2 separate regions of the Homo sapiens genome follow, and region 1 is linked to region 2. Evidence: chromatin loops called from intact Hi-C (ENCODE). Cell type or tissue: Calu3. All regions are shown on one strand. Links, peaks and the distances in the headings refer to the core of each region. The heading gives the core; the rest is flanking DNA.

What was found. A loop is a pair of places that touch in the nucleus more often than their neighbours do. Peaks named below come from ENCODE experiments on the same cell type or tissue, not always from the same donor. Only the 100,000 strongest peaks of a DNase experiment are listed, where the experiment ranks them.
Region 1: it touches region 2 in a loop (6-fold over the local background); 2 of 110 quality-filtered maps call a loop at or near these places.

Annotation. Positions count from the first base shown.
Region 1 is chr18:66,507,245-66,516,375 of GRCh38, forward strand. It overlaps CDH19 (cadherin 19), which reads right to left. Exons shown (of 12, transcript NM_021153.4): 10 at 4,324-4,441; 11 at 1,751-2,002. Among named protein-coding and RNA genes, the nearest start is that of CDH19, 92 kb to the right of the region's middle. In Calu3, for the core only: no CTCF peak of the experiment used is centred there; DNase peaks (open chromatin) are centred at 3,527 and 4,737.
Region 2 is chr18:66,594,631-66,603,761 of GRCh38, forward strand. The region is part of intron 1 of CDH19 (cadherin 19); the gene reads right to left. Among named protein-coding and RNA genes, the nearest start is that of CDH19, 4.9 kb to the right of the region's middle. In Calu3, for the core only: no CTCF peak of the experiment used is centred there; a DNase peak (open chromatin) is centred at 4,781.

The sequences.
Region 1 (9,131 bases), core at 3,460-5,959, 88 kb before region 2:
TAAAAACTGAAGCTAGGTCCTAAACAATTGTAATGGTAGGTGTAAATGAGGAATGGATTGGTTTTGAAACCTTGAGAAAGATAAGTTAAGTGAAGACAAGGCAGGTCCTGAAACATATCTCATGCCAGTTTGAGTGGTCAGTTTGACATTTCAGAAACTAATACATTTGCTCTCACTCTTCAATGTAGTTTCATTGGCTTTTGGTTTGAAGTTTTGAGGGAGGCAAGAGCAGAGTTTAGACTATATATTTTGGCATTAAAAAAAGGAAAAGGTTATGCTAGATGAATATTTTATAGTCCTGAAAGCCTGATTAAGACCTTTTGGTGTTCAGCTGCCTCATTTGTGAAATGAATATAAATTATCTGCTTATAAAAACAGTGATAGCAATAGAAAAAAACAAGCAAACAAAAACTAATAGCGCTCTTTTACTGGGATTTCTTTCTCTTCTGTACTTGGATTTAAAAAAGACGTTCTCTTATACATTCCTCATTTCTAACATTTACTGTCCTTTTTATTCACAAAAGACTTTTGGATTATTTTTAGTTTTAATTGACAAAAACATATACATTTATGGTATGCAATGTGATGTCTGATATATGTATACATTGTGGAATGATTAAATCAATTTAATTAATATATTCATCACCTTAAATACTTATAAATAAAAGTGGTATGTTGAAGAGATAGCCACACTTCCATGTTCATTACAGCATTATTCATGATAGCCAAGATATGGAATTGATGGAAGCTAAGTTTCCATCAGTGAATTAATGGATAAGGAAAATGTGGTATACAGACAGAACGAATGCTATTTAGCTTTAAATAAGAAAGAAGTTCTGTCACTTGCCACAACATAGATAAAACTAGATAACATTATACTAAATGAAAGAAGCCAGCCACAGAAAGACAAACACTGCATGATCTCACTTTGACAAATCTAAAACAAGTAAATAAGTAACTCACATAAGTAGAGAGTAGAATGGTAGTAGCAGGATAGCAGGTGAGAGAATGAAGAGACATTGGTCAAAAGACACAAAGTTTCAGTTAGACATTAGGAATAAATTCAAGAGATCTATTTTACCACATGGTAACTATAGTTAATAATAAGGTATTTTATACTCGAAAATTGCTAAGAGAGTAGATTTTACTGCGCTGTTTTTTTTTTTAAATGCACCTTGGGCTCTAGTCAGTTGCAGTACAGTGTTGTATAACAATGTGTTGTGGTCATGGAATCTTAGCACATCATTTTCTAGCTGTGTGACCCTTCATAAAGCACAAAGCTTTTTGAGTTTCTATTCCTTCATCTGGAAAATGTAGGTGATATTAGTTACTACTTAATAAGGTTATTGTGAGGTTTGGATTGCATAGTGCATATAAAACACTGAAGATTGTCTCCTGGAGTATAATAAGCACTCGAGAGAAGCTCGCCATTATTATCACTAATTTTTACATGTTTTATACTGTTACATTGTATATGTGTCAAGAACATGCATAAACAGATGTGTACATACATACTCATACAATTCAAAGATCATGTTTTTATCCACTTATTTACTCCACTTGATTTAAGAATTATACTACATTCAGAGGAGCAATAAACGTACACACAGACCCACATTATAATGCTATAATAGAATTAACTATGTATTTATCATGTTATTTTAAATAAATGAGTATATGTTCAGTTCAGCACCACCTACCAAATATGATCATAATGCAAATGAGAATAGCAATGATGACTTCTACCTACCAAATATGATCATAATGCAAATGAGAATAGCAATGATGACTTCTGTCTTGAATCCCATGGAAAGCACAAGCTCCTGGTACTGGCAGGTCTGTGTGCTCCCACTGTCACCACAGTCACAGACATGGATGGTAAGGGTGTTTGTACTTGTAAGTGACGGGATTCCATTGTCGGCAATTAAGATGGAGATGTAGAAGACAGGTTCTTCTTGAAGGTTAAAACCAGTTCTATTAGTCAAAATGACAGCTGTGTTATCTAAAACAAAAATCCATGTGCATAATTTTTTCAACTACGTAAGAGAAATTTGTATGTAATAGTCACATGTGCTAGGGACAATAGTATAGAGATATGATCAAGTAAGTTCAAATAAAAGGAAGACGAAATTTCTGACGAGAAGACAACTAAAACATCCACACTAAATTATTAGTGTTTTGACATTACCTAAACCCTAATTATGTAATCAGATGAATTATTTAAATTATGTAGTAAAATTACTATTTAATATTATTAAATATTGAGTTGATACTACTTATTTAGTTAAAGTATTTATATTATTATTGAATTAATTAAATTGGTTCCAAAATGTCTTTGACACATATATAAAACATACGTGTAACACAGAAAATGGCTTTTTAATCAGATATCAATAATTTATAGGGACTACCAATATGAAATATAAGCTGATTGAGCTGGCTTTATTTGTGTTAATTACATATGACACGGTCTATTTTCTAATACTTGTGACCCATTATTTGTACAAATCCAGGGAATATACAAGACTTTCAAAGATATATATCAAAGCACATGATCTCAAATACTATATTTTCTAATTAGACAAAATAATTTCACTTGGTAGACAAGATCCTATTAGTATATTTCATATCACATTGCTGTTATTAATCTATTTTGTATTTAAAATTCTGAAAATCATTACACTTAGACTGATTCATTTACCTAGAGAGTCCATTCAAAAAAATTCATGAAAACAAACAATAAGCACTTCAACAAATATGCAATGACTCTTCTGTGAATCCCAAAATATTATGAATAACTTTTGTCATTGTAATTTCTTGTACCTCAGAACTGTATTTTCCCTTTACTTCTTTTTTACCATCCCTCAAAATATTTTCTATAGTCACCAAATTTTAGAAGACAATAGCAGTAAAAGGAAAATAAAAGCCTTTTGAAATGCATGCTTAAGTAGGACATTTCCCAAATCACCTTTTTAAAGACAATTCACTATGAAACCCTTAAGGTCTATAAAGCCCATGTGATTTTATTCGCTAGGCAGATCTAAGAGTTGAGAGACAGTTGACACTTTTTAAATATGCGTTTTATTAAATTACTTGTGACCACAAGCATTAAACCAAATCAATTTTGTATGCTTCAATGTATTTATTTCACCTCAGTAATTTATTTTATATTAATATAAATTAATCTATATATACAAATATCAATGTATTTAAATATATACATTTAAAAACTCCAGCTTAGATTCATTTATATTAATATATGTATTTTAAAATATAATTTTTAACTTAGAGTATAATAATAAAAAATAAATAAATAAAATAACGTTGAAGTCTGCAACAAATAATAATAATAATAATAATAATAATAATAATAATAATAATAATACATGTACCCCCTGAATCTAAGAGTTTGTTACATGGCTAAATTTTGTGGAAAGGAGTCTGGAGATTTGTCAAAGAGCTTGAAAGAGATATTTGTGGTTTTTGTCTGAAACATATTTGAGTTTCCTCCCCGGGGGAATTTGACGAGGGCAAAACAGACAGAAAGGTGTTGCATTTACTCTCGTATGAAAGGCCTCTTCTGAACAAAGCTTAACCTCAGCTGTAAGGAGAACTGCAAGTATTTGGTTACAGATACTTGAGTAATAAATCAACTGTGTTTCATAACTTTGAGGTATGAAAAAATTAAAACAGAAGTTCTTATTATGACAAAAAGTATCTCTTACTGAAGCTCATGAAAAAGAAGCAGCGTGGCTTTGTATAAAGTTAATCCACCTCTACAGAAAGGAAAAATAAATTCTGCCCCTACAAAAAGTTCTTTGGAACACTTAATCCTTAGATTGATACAAATTATTTAGTTTTGAAGGAATAAGAACTATATTAACCCAATTTCACATATTCTAAGCTCCTAATTGATGACCCTAAATATTTTTGAATCAATCAAGCTAATATGACTAACTAAAATAAATATCATTTTCTTCCTCAGTCATAGATTGAAGTCTGAGTTAGATGAGAACATGAAAGGAGCTGTGGTGTCAGAACTGCAATTATATTCGCAGGGTCATTCAGACTTTACAAGAGCTTACAGCCATTGATAACTTTAAAAAGTGTTTCTACTTTGAAGAAATGCGGTGAGAAATGGAGTCAATATTTTTAGAACTTAACATTGAGTTTTGTTTTCCATTTTAATTGTTACTCTTTTGCTTGATTTCCAAACATTATTATGTTGCAAGAACAGTATAAAAATCCATGCCATAAATTCCATTAAAGTCTAACATGAGTCACAAAAATGTATCAAAACTCATTATGAGTGAATGACATTACCTTGATTATCTATGATTGTAAAACTTGAATTGTTAGTGTCTTCTACAGATAGATTAAAGTAAAAATGGTGCTCTTCTATGGATTCATCTCTATCCACTGCACTGATAGTCTGAATTACCTAAAAAAAAAGGGGGATAGATTTTTGTTGTTGTTTGGATTCAGGAAGAAGATCACTGCTGCTATTATTATTAGCTTTTATTCACATTGCTTTATTACAATCAATAGGGACATTGCAGAAAATAACTGTCAAATCAGTGGAGAATATTAAAATGTTTTTTCTCAGGTTAAAAATATGTTCACTTCCTTTTTTCAAAGAGTGTTGTAATATTACATAATAAACAAACTCTTGTTGATGGATCAGGTGGATTCCAAAAGCTGTTTGTTGAAAGTCTCCAAAGCATTGCTTTTGTATTACTCACATCCTCCCTGCCTACATTTCACTCTTTCTTCCTTCTTAACTTTTTCTTTATCTGAATGTCAGACATTATGATTTGCTAAAGTTGTCTATTTCCTGTTTTTACTGAGAGCAAAACTGTGGTAGAGTTACTGGCTTACTAAACTATTTGCTGAAGTAATGAGATTTGCAATTGATTGAGGAAATAATGCATTTAAAATGTAGGGGCAATGTACATGATTTCCTTTGACCCATAATGATTATAGGAAAGTGTTTTACATCAAATAAGTTCATCTCTATATCTCAGATCATAAAACAATGAAGTACTGCAGACATGAACAAATCCATTTTCAATTAATTTTCTTCTTTCAAGACATGAATCTGTCAGTCAAGTAGTTCATTATTGTCGAAAAAGATATGCTGTCAAGATCACATAGTGAGATTGTGATTAATTGTGGAAATTAAAGTAAATTGATTATAGAAGTTATTGTTTCGAATTTTCTACAATTAAAGTGCCTTTAACAATATGTCAAACAAAAATAGCCTCAGATGCAAGATGACAAGCCCAGATTTATATTATACTTCAAAAAAATAGATACATCTTCACAGGCATAAAGAACATTAGGAAACCAATACGATCTGTATATTACTTCTCCACATTGATTTATTTTTAACTCATTACACATTACTAATAAATAATATTCATTTAGTGTTAATTAAGTAATTTAACAAAACACATTTTATTCAATCCATGCTTATAATTATACATGTGGATATTGATTTATGTTAAGGTAAAGCCTTCATTTTAGAATATTACAGGATTTTGTATAGGCTGGGTAGAGGGCAGGGGCTTGGAAACCCAATATTCTGAATCCTGGCTTTGCCATTTAGAAGTTTTTAACCTTGAAAAATAAAAATACTAATACTTAACCTTCAGGGTTCATTTTCAGGATTATAGGTCTTGGCTTGTCAGAGGGTTTGTCACACGACAAACTATTATGTGTTCCTATGTCTATTATGTGTTCCTCATGAAAATATTCTCTTGTTGAGTTTTTGCATATCATGGTGTCCTGAATATTGTTAGTCATAGGCATATGGATATCTTTATATGCACATTTGCTGAAATAAGATTGATAACAAAGTATAGAATTCATGTTTATCTTGCTGGCATATGTGGCTACAGTGTTCAGATAAGGAATATTTTATTTTACTACCTGATGTTCTGTATTAAACATGAGCATCTGAGTAAATGTTGCAAATGTCTCCCTTTGGGAATGAAGACTTAAGAAGACTGGAGATATGCTGTATGTATGTCAAAAGATTTTTAATAAATCAAAATACCTTATGCATATGTACAGGAAACTGAATGAGCAAGATTTCAACAGTCTGCCTCCTTTTAAATGATCATGTCTCCACTTATATTTGCTTTGTAAGTTGGGCTTCCAATAAGATATGTTTTACTGGCTTTCATAATTACTTTATAAAAATAGGAAGACACAGACATAAAATGAGTCATATATCAAGTATTATGAATTTTATTGAAGTTACCTTGAACAGGTACACTTAAACACATACCACTAATAAAGGGACCACATTAATATGCTAATAAGTTTTGATGGAGGATATTTATTTTTCCTTTAAATATACCAATGGAAAGGTTTTCATTTTCATTTTAAAATAAAATTATAAGAAAAACTTCTATATGTTGTATTGGTTGCTATTTACTTATATCTCTTTATCTGGGAACTATCGTTGACCTTATACATTTATGAAAGGAGTAAAGATAAATTAAAAGGTAAAAGTATATACCAAGAACAGCCATGGCTTGAGAGATTGGGAAAAGAGAAAATGAAAATAACTCCAAATTATGACCAATTCTGAAAGCTCAGATTTTTAGTATTCTTTTTGCTCTCTACGTAGAATGTTGGCCAATTTATTTCTGATGCAGTACATTCAATCATCTATATACAGTGCATTGAAAGCTACAATGGAAATACATTGTGTAAGCCCCAAGAATTGAAAAGTAACTACAATTTAATAAGAACTTACCTATGGGCCAGGATCTGTTCTATACATTATCTTAGATAATCTTCACAATGGTCTCTGGAATAAATCCTATTATTGTTCCCATGTTATAAATGTTTATATTAAGCTTCATATAAGCTAAGTGTCTTAGGTAAGTAAATTGGCTGGGCCAGAATTAGAATGTAAGCTGATGTCATAGGCAATGTGAAATATGAGTAGTAAGTGTAGCCCTCTAGGACATATTGTTCATATCCTAGACTTGTTCTTGTCCTACCAGATTTACATACAAAATGATACCGTAAAAGACATGAAATTCCAAAAGCAAGTAAAAATATGTCTCATAAAAGTTAGTGACAGAGAAATAAGTAATATAATTTTGTAGAATAAGGACCAAAAATAATGGTTAAAAATAGAAGAAAATAATGTGTTTTGATATGGGAGAAAGGGAAGATTTTCTAGGGTAAGAGTACAGCCAATGAGCTAATACTCAAATAAAAATATGAATTGAGGAAAAAAGTGTGATCCCAAGCAAAGAATATCAAGAAAATTAATGAAGGCAAAGATATCATACATTAGGTATAAATGTATGAAATTAATATTTTGTAGATTAAAGATGACCTACTAATGGAAGTTTCATAAGTTCCAATTTAGTTATTTTATGAAACTATAATCACTATTTGACTTTAAAGATAATCAGGAGAATAAAGATAATCATTTGCCTGCTATTAATCATTATGCACTATGTCTTTTTTTAAGAAAAAGTCACACATGGGCCAGTTTACTAAGATATCATTCCAGATTAATTATCCTGAGCCAAAAATAAGCCCAATACTCACATTCTTCAAACCAAAGAGATGGTTCTTATTAAACATGCAATTGATGGACAGCTAATTTAAGATGCAACTCTTGTACACAAATATTTGGAGCAAGCAATACATTTGTGTCTGTTTCCTTACCTTCATGGCAAGTCACAATGAAACCTACTTCCAGGATTAGTCAATGAATAAATTGTTGAATAGGATTATAAACTATAGATTGAATCATGAACTCTAAATCAAGATACAAATACTGAGTATTAATTTATATAACTCATCAATTCCTTGAAGTGCACTTAATAAACAATAAAAAAATGCTTCTCAATAGAAAAATGTTAAACAAAAAGTTGGAGTTGTAATAAATGAATATCTGGAAAGATTTTCTTAAAAATCTTATCTGAGTTGCTTATTTAGTTATTCTAGGTAGGTATACCTTGTATTAGGCTAAAGATGCAGATTGTCTCCCATTGCCAAGAAATTATTATACAAACATATGTATGAGACCATCACTTTTTATATTACTCTAATGAGTAAATGATTTTAAATTACACCTGTTTTGACAAAATAAATCTATAAAACTCAAAAAAGGTGTTGAACATCTGTTCAAACAGGCAGAGTACAAAATAATACACTAATAGAAGTAGAACCAACAAGAAAGTCTAGGTTGTAGTATGCTTGTTGTCTTTCTTTGTTTAGCAAAATATTAGAAGAAAAATGTTCAAAAGGTCATTATAGCATAATATTTTAGACCTGGATAGAACTGAGGATACTCTAAGTTTTCTAAAAGGATTTTTCACAAAGTTTCATTATATTTATTTAAATGTCATAGATATTATAATTGTTTTTGCCATTAACTTGTAGAAATTGATATTCAGTTGAAAAATACACATTCCTAGATTTTTATCTCAATACGTATTTTCTAATTTTCCTTTTAAAGTTAATATTCCAAATATACTTTTAAAATTCACATAAAATCAGCATGTATATGGAAAAATATTAAACTATAAAATATCTCATTAGTATCTTAAATGTATCCATTTAAAATGTATTTCATTAGTACTTACAGCACTCCAAGCAATCCTATGCCCTGGTGGTACAATCATGGATAAAGTTAGTCTCTGTCACCACTGTTCACATTCTAGTGGTGAAGAAGATCAAGCAGAATTGCAAACTTAAAAAGTATTGAGGAAGTACAGAATACCCAAATTACATTTTAAAAGTTATAAACACCTAAAGTACTTAATACTTAAATATTGGGGGGTCAGAGAACCTTGTATCTGTGCTGAAATTAGAAGATCATACAGCAGAAGTGAGCAGGGGATACATCGTGGACATATTAAAGAGTTTTGACTTTATACTGAGGGACACTCCCAGGCTCTAAGTTGGGAATGACATGATCATTACTTTTATTTGGGATCACATGGTTCCAGGCAAAGGACTGCATTTTAGAATGCTCCTTCTGAGGACATCCTTAGTGTAAGTCTGGAAATAGAGAATCTAGTCCGCAAGCTATTGTCATGATCCTATTGAACAACTGCTTGGTAATCAAAATCACTTTATGTGATATACAAAAA
Region 2 (9,131 bases), core at 3,716-6,215:
TTAAGAAAATGTGGCACATATACACCATGGAATACTATGCAGCCATAAAAAATTATGAGTTCATGTCCTTTGTAGGGACATGGATGAAATTGGAAATCATCATTCTCAGTAAACTATCGCAAGAACAAAAAACCAAACACTGCATATTCTCACTCATAGGTGGGAATTGAACAATGAGAACACATGGACACAGGAAGGGGAACATCACACTCTGGGGACTGTTGTGGGGTGGGGGGAGGGGGGAGGGATAGCATTGGGAGATATACCTAATGCTAGATAACGAGTTAGTGGGTGCAGCGCACCAGCATGGCACATGTATACATATGTAACTAACCTGCATATTGTGCACATGTACCCTAAAACTTAAAGTATAATAATAATAAATAAAATTAAATTAAAAAAAAAAGAAAATCACTCAAACCATACAGTTACATGGAAATTAAACAAATTGCTCCTGAACGACCTTCAGGTCAACAATGAAATTAAGGCAGAAAGGAAGAAGTTCTTTGAAACTAATGAAAATATAGACACAACATACCAGAATCTCTGGAACACTGCTAAAGCAGTGTTAAGAGGAAAGTTTATTAGTCTTAAATGTCCATATCAAAAAGTTAGAAAGATCTTTACTTAATAACGTAACATCACACCTAGAGGAAATACAAAAACAAGAGCAAACCAACCCAGAGTTAACATAAAAAATAGCTAGCTGAGCTGAAAGAAATGGAGACATGAAAAACACACATAACATCAACAAAACCAAAGTTGTTCTTTGAAAGAATAAATAAGATTAGTATAGTACTAGAAGACTAATAAAGAAAAAAAAAAGGATCCAAATAAACACAACTGGAAATGTCCAAGGGGACATTACCACCGGCCCCACAGAAAAAAAAAAAAAAAAAAAAAACCTGAGAGACTCTATGCACACATAGTAGAAAACCTAGAAGACATTGATAAATTCCTGGAAACATACAACCACCCAAGACTGAATCAGGAAGAAACTGAAAGAGATTAATAGTGAGTTCCAAAATTGAATCAGTAATAAAAAACCTACCCAAAAGGAAAAGCCTTGGACTAGACGAATTCACAGCCAAATTATACCAGATACTATAAAGAAGACGGGGTATCAATTTTACTGAAACTATTTCAAAAATTTGAGGAGGATGGACTCCTTTCTAACTCGTTCTATAAGGCCGGCATCATTCTAATACCAAAATCTGTCAGAGACTCAATAGCAGAAGAAAACTTCAGGCCAATATCCTGGTGAACATAGATTCAAAAGTCCTCAACAAAATACTAACAAACCAAATACAGCAACATATCAAATTCAATCCATCATGATAAGATTACCTTGTTTCCTGGGATGCAAGATTAGTTTAACATATGTAAATAAATAAATGTGATTCATAACATAAGCAGAACTAGAAACAAAAATCACATGATCATGTCCATACACACAGAAAAGCTTCTGATAACATTTAATATCTCTTCATATTAAAAACCCTGAAAAAAAGGCATAAAAGGGACATACCTGAAATATAATAAGAGCCATCTATGACAAATTCACAGCAAACATGATACTGAATGGGCAAGCGCTGGAAACATTTCCCTTGAGAACTGGAACAAGACAAGGATGCTGACTCTCACCACTCCTATTTAATATAGCTGTGGAAGTCCTAACCAGAGAAATAAGTCAAGATACAGAATTAAAAGGCAAACATATAGGAAGAGATAATGTCAAAATATCTCTCTTCACAGATAATATGATTCTATACCTAGAAAAGTCTGCCCAGAGGTTCCTAGATCTCATTAAAATTTCAACAAAGTTTTGGGATACAATATCAAGGTACAAAAATCAGTAACATTTCTATATACTGAGAACGTCCATGCTGAGAGCCAAATCAAGACCACAATCCCACTCAAATAGCCACAAATAGAATAAAATACCTAGGAACACAGCTAGTCAGGGAGGTGTAATTTCTCTATAATGAGAGTTACAAAAGTTACTGAAAATCAAAGAGGACACAAATAAATGAAAAAACATTCCATGCTCATGGATAGGATTAATCAATATTGTTAAAATGACCATAATCCTCAAGGAATTTACAGTTTCAATGCTATTTTTATCAAACTACCAAAGACATTCATCACAAAATTAAAAAAAATCATACTAGGCCGGGCGCGGTGGCTCACGCCTGTAGTCCCAGCACTTTGGGAGGCCGAGGCGGGCGGATCACGAGGTCAGGAGATCGAGACCATCCCGGCTAAAACGGTGAAACCCCGTCTCTACTAAAAATACAAAAAATTAGCCGGGCGTAGTGGCGGGCGCCTGTAGTCCCAGCTACTTGGGAGGCTGAGGCAGGAGAATGGCGTTAACCCGGGAGGCGGAGCTTGCAGTGAGCCGAGATCCCGCCACTGCACTCCAGCCTGGGCGACAGAGCGAGACTCCATCTCAAAAAAAAAAAAAAAAAAAAATCATACTAATGTTCACAGGAAACCACAAAAGAGCCCAAAGAGCCAAAGCAATCTTAAGTTAAAAAAAAAAAAAAAAAGCTGGAAGAACCACACTACCTGACTTAAAAGTGTACTACAAGGCTACAGTAATTAAAACAGTATGGTACTGGTACAAAAACAGACTCATAGACCAACAGAACTGGTTAGAGAACCTAGAGGCTGCATATCCACAACCATCTGATCTTCGATGAAGCCATCCATAATAAGCAATGGGGAAAGGACTCCTTTTAAATAAGTGGTGCTGGGATAACTGGCTAGGCATATTCAGAAGATTTAAACTGGACCCCTTCCTTCCACCATATAAAAAAATCAGTACAGATTAAATACTTAAATGTAAATCCTACAACTATAAACACCCTAGGAGAAAACCTAGGAAATACTATTCTGGACATAGGCCCTGGCAAAGATTCCATAACAGACTCCAAAAGTGATTGGAACAAAAATTAAAATTGACATGTGGGACCTAATCAAACTAAAGAGCTTCTGCACAGCAAAAGAAAGTATCAACGGAGCAAACAGACAACACACAGAATCAGAGAAAATATTTGCAAACTATTCATCCGACAAATCCAGAATCTATAAGGTACTTAAACAAATCAGCAAGCAAAAAACAAACAACCCCATTTAAACATGGGCAAAAGATATGAACAGAGGCTTCTCAAAAGAAGACATGCACACAGCCAACAAGCCTATTAAAAAATGAGAACACCTGGACACAAGAAGGGGAACATCACACACCTGGGCCTGTCATGGGGTGGGAGGAAGGGGGAAGGATAGCATTAGGAGATATACCTAATGTAAATGACGAGTTAATGGGTGCAGCACACCAACATGGCACATGTATACATATGTAACAAATCTGCACGTGGTGCACATGTACCCTAGAACTTACAGTATAAAAAAAAATATTCCAAATATCACTAATCATTAGAGAAATGCAAATCAAGGTCACAATGATATACCATCTCACGCCAGTCAGAATGGCTATTACTATGTCAGAATATAACAGATGCTGGCAAATTTGCATAGAAAAGGGAATTCTTACACACTGCTGATGTGAATGTAAATTAGTTCAGCCACTATGAAAAGCAGTTTGGAGATATCTCAAAGATCTTAGAACTACCACTCAACTCGGCAACCCTAGTAGTGGATTATATCACTACCATTCAACTCAGCAATCCTAGTAGTGGATTATTAACTATATATTTGAAGGAATATATAGTTCTACCATAAAGATATATGCACAAATATGTTCATCACAGCACTTTTCACAATAGGAAAGACATGGAATCAACCTGGATGCTCATCAACAATGGACATAATAAGGAAATCTGACACATTTACACAATGGAATACTATACAGCCATAAAAATGAGATCATGTCCTTTGCCCCAATAGGATGGAACTGGAGGCCATTATCTCAAGCAAACTAATGCAAGAACAGAAAATCAAATACTGCATGTTCTCACTTATAAGTGGAAAACTTAACATTGAGTACACATGGACAGCACAGTAATAGACACTGGGGCCTAACCTACTTCAGGGTGGGGTGAGGAGAGGGCGAGAATCAAAAAACTATCTGTCAGGTAGTATTATCACTACCTGGGTGATGATATAATTTGTACACTAAACCGCAGCAACATGCAATTTACACATGTAACAAGCTAGCACATGTACCCCCTGAAACTCAGAGTTAGAAAGTAAAAATTTAATTGAAGCTATAATAAAATATAGAATACTAAAATGGAAAGTACACTTCAAAGACATGCTATAAAAGGTAAATAAGAATATATTATTATTTTGATACAAAATATTTTGGAATTCAATCTCAAGATAAGAATTATTTTAGTTTCAAATTGTATAATATAAAATTGAATGTTTAGCCTCTTTCATAAAGGATATAATGTAAAAAATTGTATCACTTGTTTTATATTTATTTTTTATATTTTCTGCATATTAACTTAAATTCATATTTGTAAAACTTTATTTTGTTGAGTTTATTCAGAGTATTTAATCATGAAAAGGTATTGTCAACATAAAACGTGGTGCCAGATGGACTAGGTTAGCACAATGTTTAATGCTATTATTGCATATTTTGGGGATTTTTTTTAATTGTCTGCTATGAGCTGTGTATGAAGAATGACTAAGTAATATTCAGCCAGCACGGAAAGAGAAATATCACATTTTGTCATCTTTATGTGGAATCTAAAACAATGGAACTCATAGAGGCATAAAGTAGACTGGTATTTACAGAGGCTGGTGGGGTGGGGCAGATGAGGAAATGAAGGTCAAATCTCAGACAGGAGGAGTATGTTTCACGTTTCAGAAGGGGTTCTATTAGACAGTGTGGCGAATACAGTTAATAGTAGAGTATTCTACATTTCAAAATTCCTAAGAGAGCAAAGTTTAAATGTTCTCACCACAAAAAATGTTAAATATTTGAGGTGATGGATATATTAACTAGCCTGATTTAATCATTCCACATTGTTTTCATGAATTCTAACATCAGTTTATGTCTCATAAATTTATTCAATTATAAATTGTCAATTTTCAATAAAAAATAAATATTGAAAACATCCTATAAACAGATTAATAAATTGTTTTAACATTAATGGCATGAATATAGGATAAATAAATTTCTACTTTTTAATTCCCAAAATGAGAAATTCAAGAATATCACCTTAATTATAAACAAAAATGTGTATGGTATAAAACAAAACAGAAGTGTTTTGAGTTTTTTAAACACAGAAGACAGTAAAGTATACGTCCAAGGGTTGTATGTAATGGGTTAAAAATATGTATCAACTTAAGGAAGGAAAACAGTCATGAACGTTTATGAAACAGTCGTGAATATAGTTAATTCATGTTACAAGCTGGATTTAAAAATAAAGATAGATAGGATATCTTAAGTATGTAAATCCTTTGAAATTTGTGCCAGATAGAATAAACATACTTTCTTTTAGTACTTAAATGTAACAGCATTTAGTATAATCTAAATGCGTGACTGGGATTATTGAATAAATAAATGTGACTTTATTCCTAAAATTTTAAATTATGTGGACTCTGAACCTGCACCAAATTGTCAATAAGTATACAGACAGCTAGAATATGCTGTTGAAAGGGATGATGTTTTATATAAAATAATTCCTTACTTTATTTTTTAAAAATCTGGCAACCCTAAAGTTCTAATGTTTTGTTTCATAATATTTAAGGGTCAGTTAAGTAATGTCTTGCTGAGATTTTTAATATTTAACTCACTCTCTTAAAAGTCTATTGCTTTTTCCTTTTTTATGCACAAAAAAATCTCAATGACATGATTATAATCTCATAAAAATCATATTTGTGAGTTAAGAATTGTATGTTTTAAACACTGGTTTAAAAATGCAATACACACACACGTACACAAAATGACAACATCGCTTTGTATCTTTAAAAATACTTTAAATTAAATTTCATGTAAGTGGTTTTATTAAATCCATATTGTATAAAATGACATGAAAGTTTTATAAATAATTCACATGGTCTTGAAATTATCAAAGGAGTATACACATGCATTCAAAATTATCTGTTAATAGAGAAATGTGTAGCCAGGTACACATATGTGTGTGAAAACATCAATACGCTTATTTATTATTAACCAATAAATTTGGAGTCAAATCCTCATATGCCTACAGGGTTGGGTTATTCTATAAGCATTCGATAAAAGAGAGAAAATAATCAAAAATAAACCAATGTCTTACATAGTCTCCCAAAGAAAAGTGTTATTTAGAAGAAGGGGAATTATATCCACCTGACGAGTGACATTATAGCCCATTTATTTCTCATCAAATACTATGGGGGAAGAGTTACATTTTGCTTTACCAGTTCAAGAGCAATTTCAAGCACTGTCAAGAAGTATTTGCTTAGTGACAAATGACACTACTCTCTTGAAAATTCAGAGATGCATCTATACCTTTTCTCTTTGCCTTTATTATTATTCTAGTTACATTTTATGTTTATCTTTATGTTTAGTAGTATTATCTCTACATCAAGGAAAGTCATATATTCTCCACCAGGCCTTTTTAGGAATAAAATAGATGGCAAACTCTCTGACACAATTTAACTATAAAACAACTTAAAGTCAAAAAAATAGCGACTTCTTTTCTGTGATGTATTTATGATTTGCTCATTTCCACAGGAATGACATTTCTAAATTTTGCACACAGATAAAACTGCCTAGGTTATTTTAAGACATGACTGATGTGCCAAAATTATCCCCACTTTAATACAGTATCTTGCAAATTTGCAAATTTCATTTATCATGAAACTTCTTAGAATTAAAAAACAGCTAAACTGGATCTACTGCTCTGGTATGTTGAGAAACCACTGTCCTAAAATAACATTTCAAATTTCACGTGTTGTGCCAAGGCAGGATTTTTAAAAATGATGTTTTGCTTTAATCTTAAGACATACTTGGATGATTCTGAATATAATTATTGAGTAATTAATGTGACACATTTTGACAAAGGTATGTATTCTAGAGTATGTTTTAAATTCAGACAAGCATTCTCTTAACGAATCATATCAGCATATTCAAGAGGGCAGGCATCATTTGAAAAGGAAATTGATCTGTTACACATTTTGACAGGCTTTAGAGCATTTAGCTGTGTTCTCTCAATTGAAAGGTGGTGAGAGTGGGTAAAAAAAAACGCTGTAAGGGTACAGTTTATCTTGTTTTGTTTTGATTTGATTTTAAAGTGGCAAACATCTTTCTAGTCACTTTTGCAAAGACACTCATTTTGTCAATCAGGGGCTGTCTTCACCATTGATAGAAAGGATTCCTGTGGGATTATTATTACGTTCCATACTTAGTTGTGTTTCAACTTCAATCTGTTTCACCAAAGCAAAGATACAGGTGATAGAAGATCATCGATGTTAAAGGAAATCGTCGTGACAACAAATTTTTCTTATTCACCAGCATGGTTCTCAAACACTTGGTTAGGAGCAATAAATTCTCATGTAAAGAAGGTATATAGAAAGATCAATATCTCCTTTTAAACAGTTTAACACATTTATTCCTAATGCATTACTACTCACTAACATGCTGAATACTGCTATGTAATGTTTTAAACATAACATATATTTAAGAGTACATGCTAAGATCATGAGTGGCAAAAATGATCAGTTGATATTTAGTTATAGATGATATGTATCAGATTATATGTAGCTGTATTAGGAGAAATTCCTGAAAGATGGATCTGGTTTCTTAATAATGCATAGGAGGCATCTGTGCACATCATTTTAAAGCATCTTCAATTTATGATAATTTAATCAAAAATTTTTTTATGTTTCTTGAGGAAATGTACCTTACAAACATTCCTAAGTGAAAAACAAAACAAAACAAAAAATATAAGTAGAAGACATATGCTTTTCGATATATGCAGATGTGTCTGTGTGTGCCTAAAATTATAAATATTTCACTGGAGCCTAAGTAAAGAATTTACTAATGTGTAAGACTGTAAAAATCAGATATTTATATAATGATATGAGCATTTCGTTCACTGTTATAAAGGCTTGGTAAAGTGGAAAACATATGTAAAGGAAAGGAGATCTGGTGGTTTCTAAATGACATAAATTGATTGTTTAAAAATTTTGAATAATTGCAGACAATAATGAAATGCTTATTCCTTTTAAAAATAAATTGTTAGTTATTTTATTTGGTCAATATAAATGTTCACATTACATTGAAATTTAAATTCTTTGAAATCAAAAATTATAGTAAGTAGGCATACTGCTGATAATTACAATATTAAGAATTTGAAAAAAGAATATATTAATGCATATAATTTTACTTAATATTGTAACTACATCTAAAACATAAATATATATTACTAAATTTTCAAATATTTTATCTAAATAATGTCTTTCTTACAGATATATTAATTCAACAAATGAATTAATAGAGCTAAAATATAAATTGACATAATCTAAAGAAAACCTTTGCCACTCTATTTAGGTATTTTTTGTTGCTAAATATTTTATGTTTTTATATTTAATAGATTTATTAAATCCCTTTGGTAAACTTATTTTGAAATATTTTATTATAATTAGTTATTCAATTAAAATTGCATGTACCAAATTAGAATTGAAACAATATAAAATGTCTTTTACAGTATGCATTTTCCTAATTTATACTTTTCTTAATTTATACTTTCATATTTGAGAAATTACCTTTTGTGTTATGTATAAATGTTATAATACATATAGGTAAATTAATATGCCTGTACAATTTTAGGCATATATGTGTTTTTATTCATAGCAATGCTAATATTTTAATTTTTTTGGAATTATAATATACTTAAAATTTTTCATATTTATTCTGTATATATTTTTTCTCATATACTTAATGATGACAACTCTATTGTTCATATTACCTGATATACATGGTAAATACATGATAAATAAAAAATAAAACCCTGAACAAAGAAAAAAGTGCAAAGAAAGACATGCAAAGAAAGGTTGATTCATTTATTCTAAGAAACTTGAGAAGTTTTAAATATCCTAACATAGGTGTAACTTCCCCCCAACACCAACAATCTGTATTACAGAGATGGAGAACTGTTCTCACAAATACGTGTTTT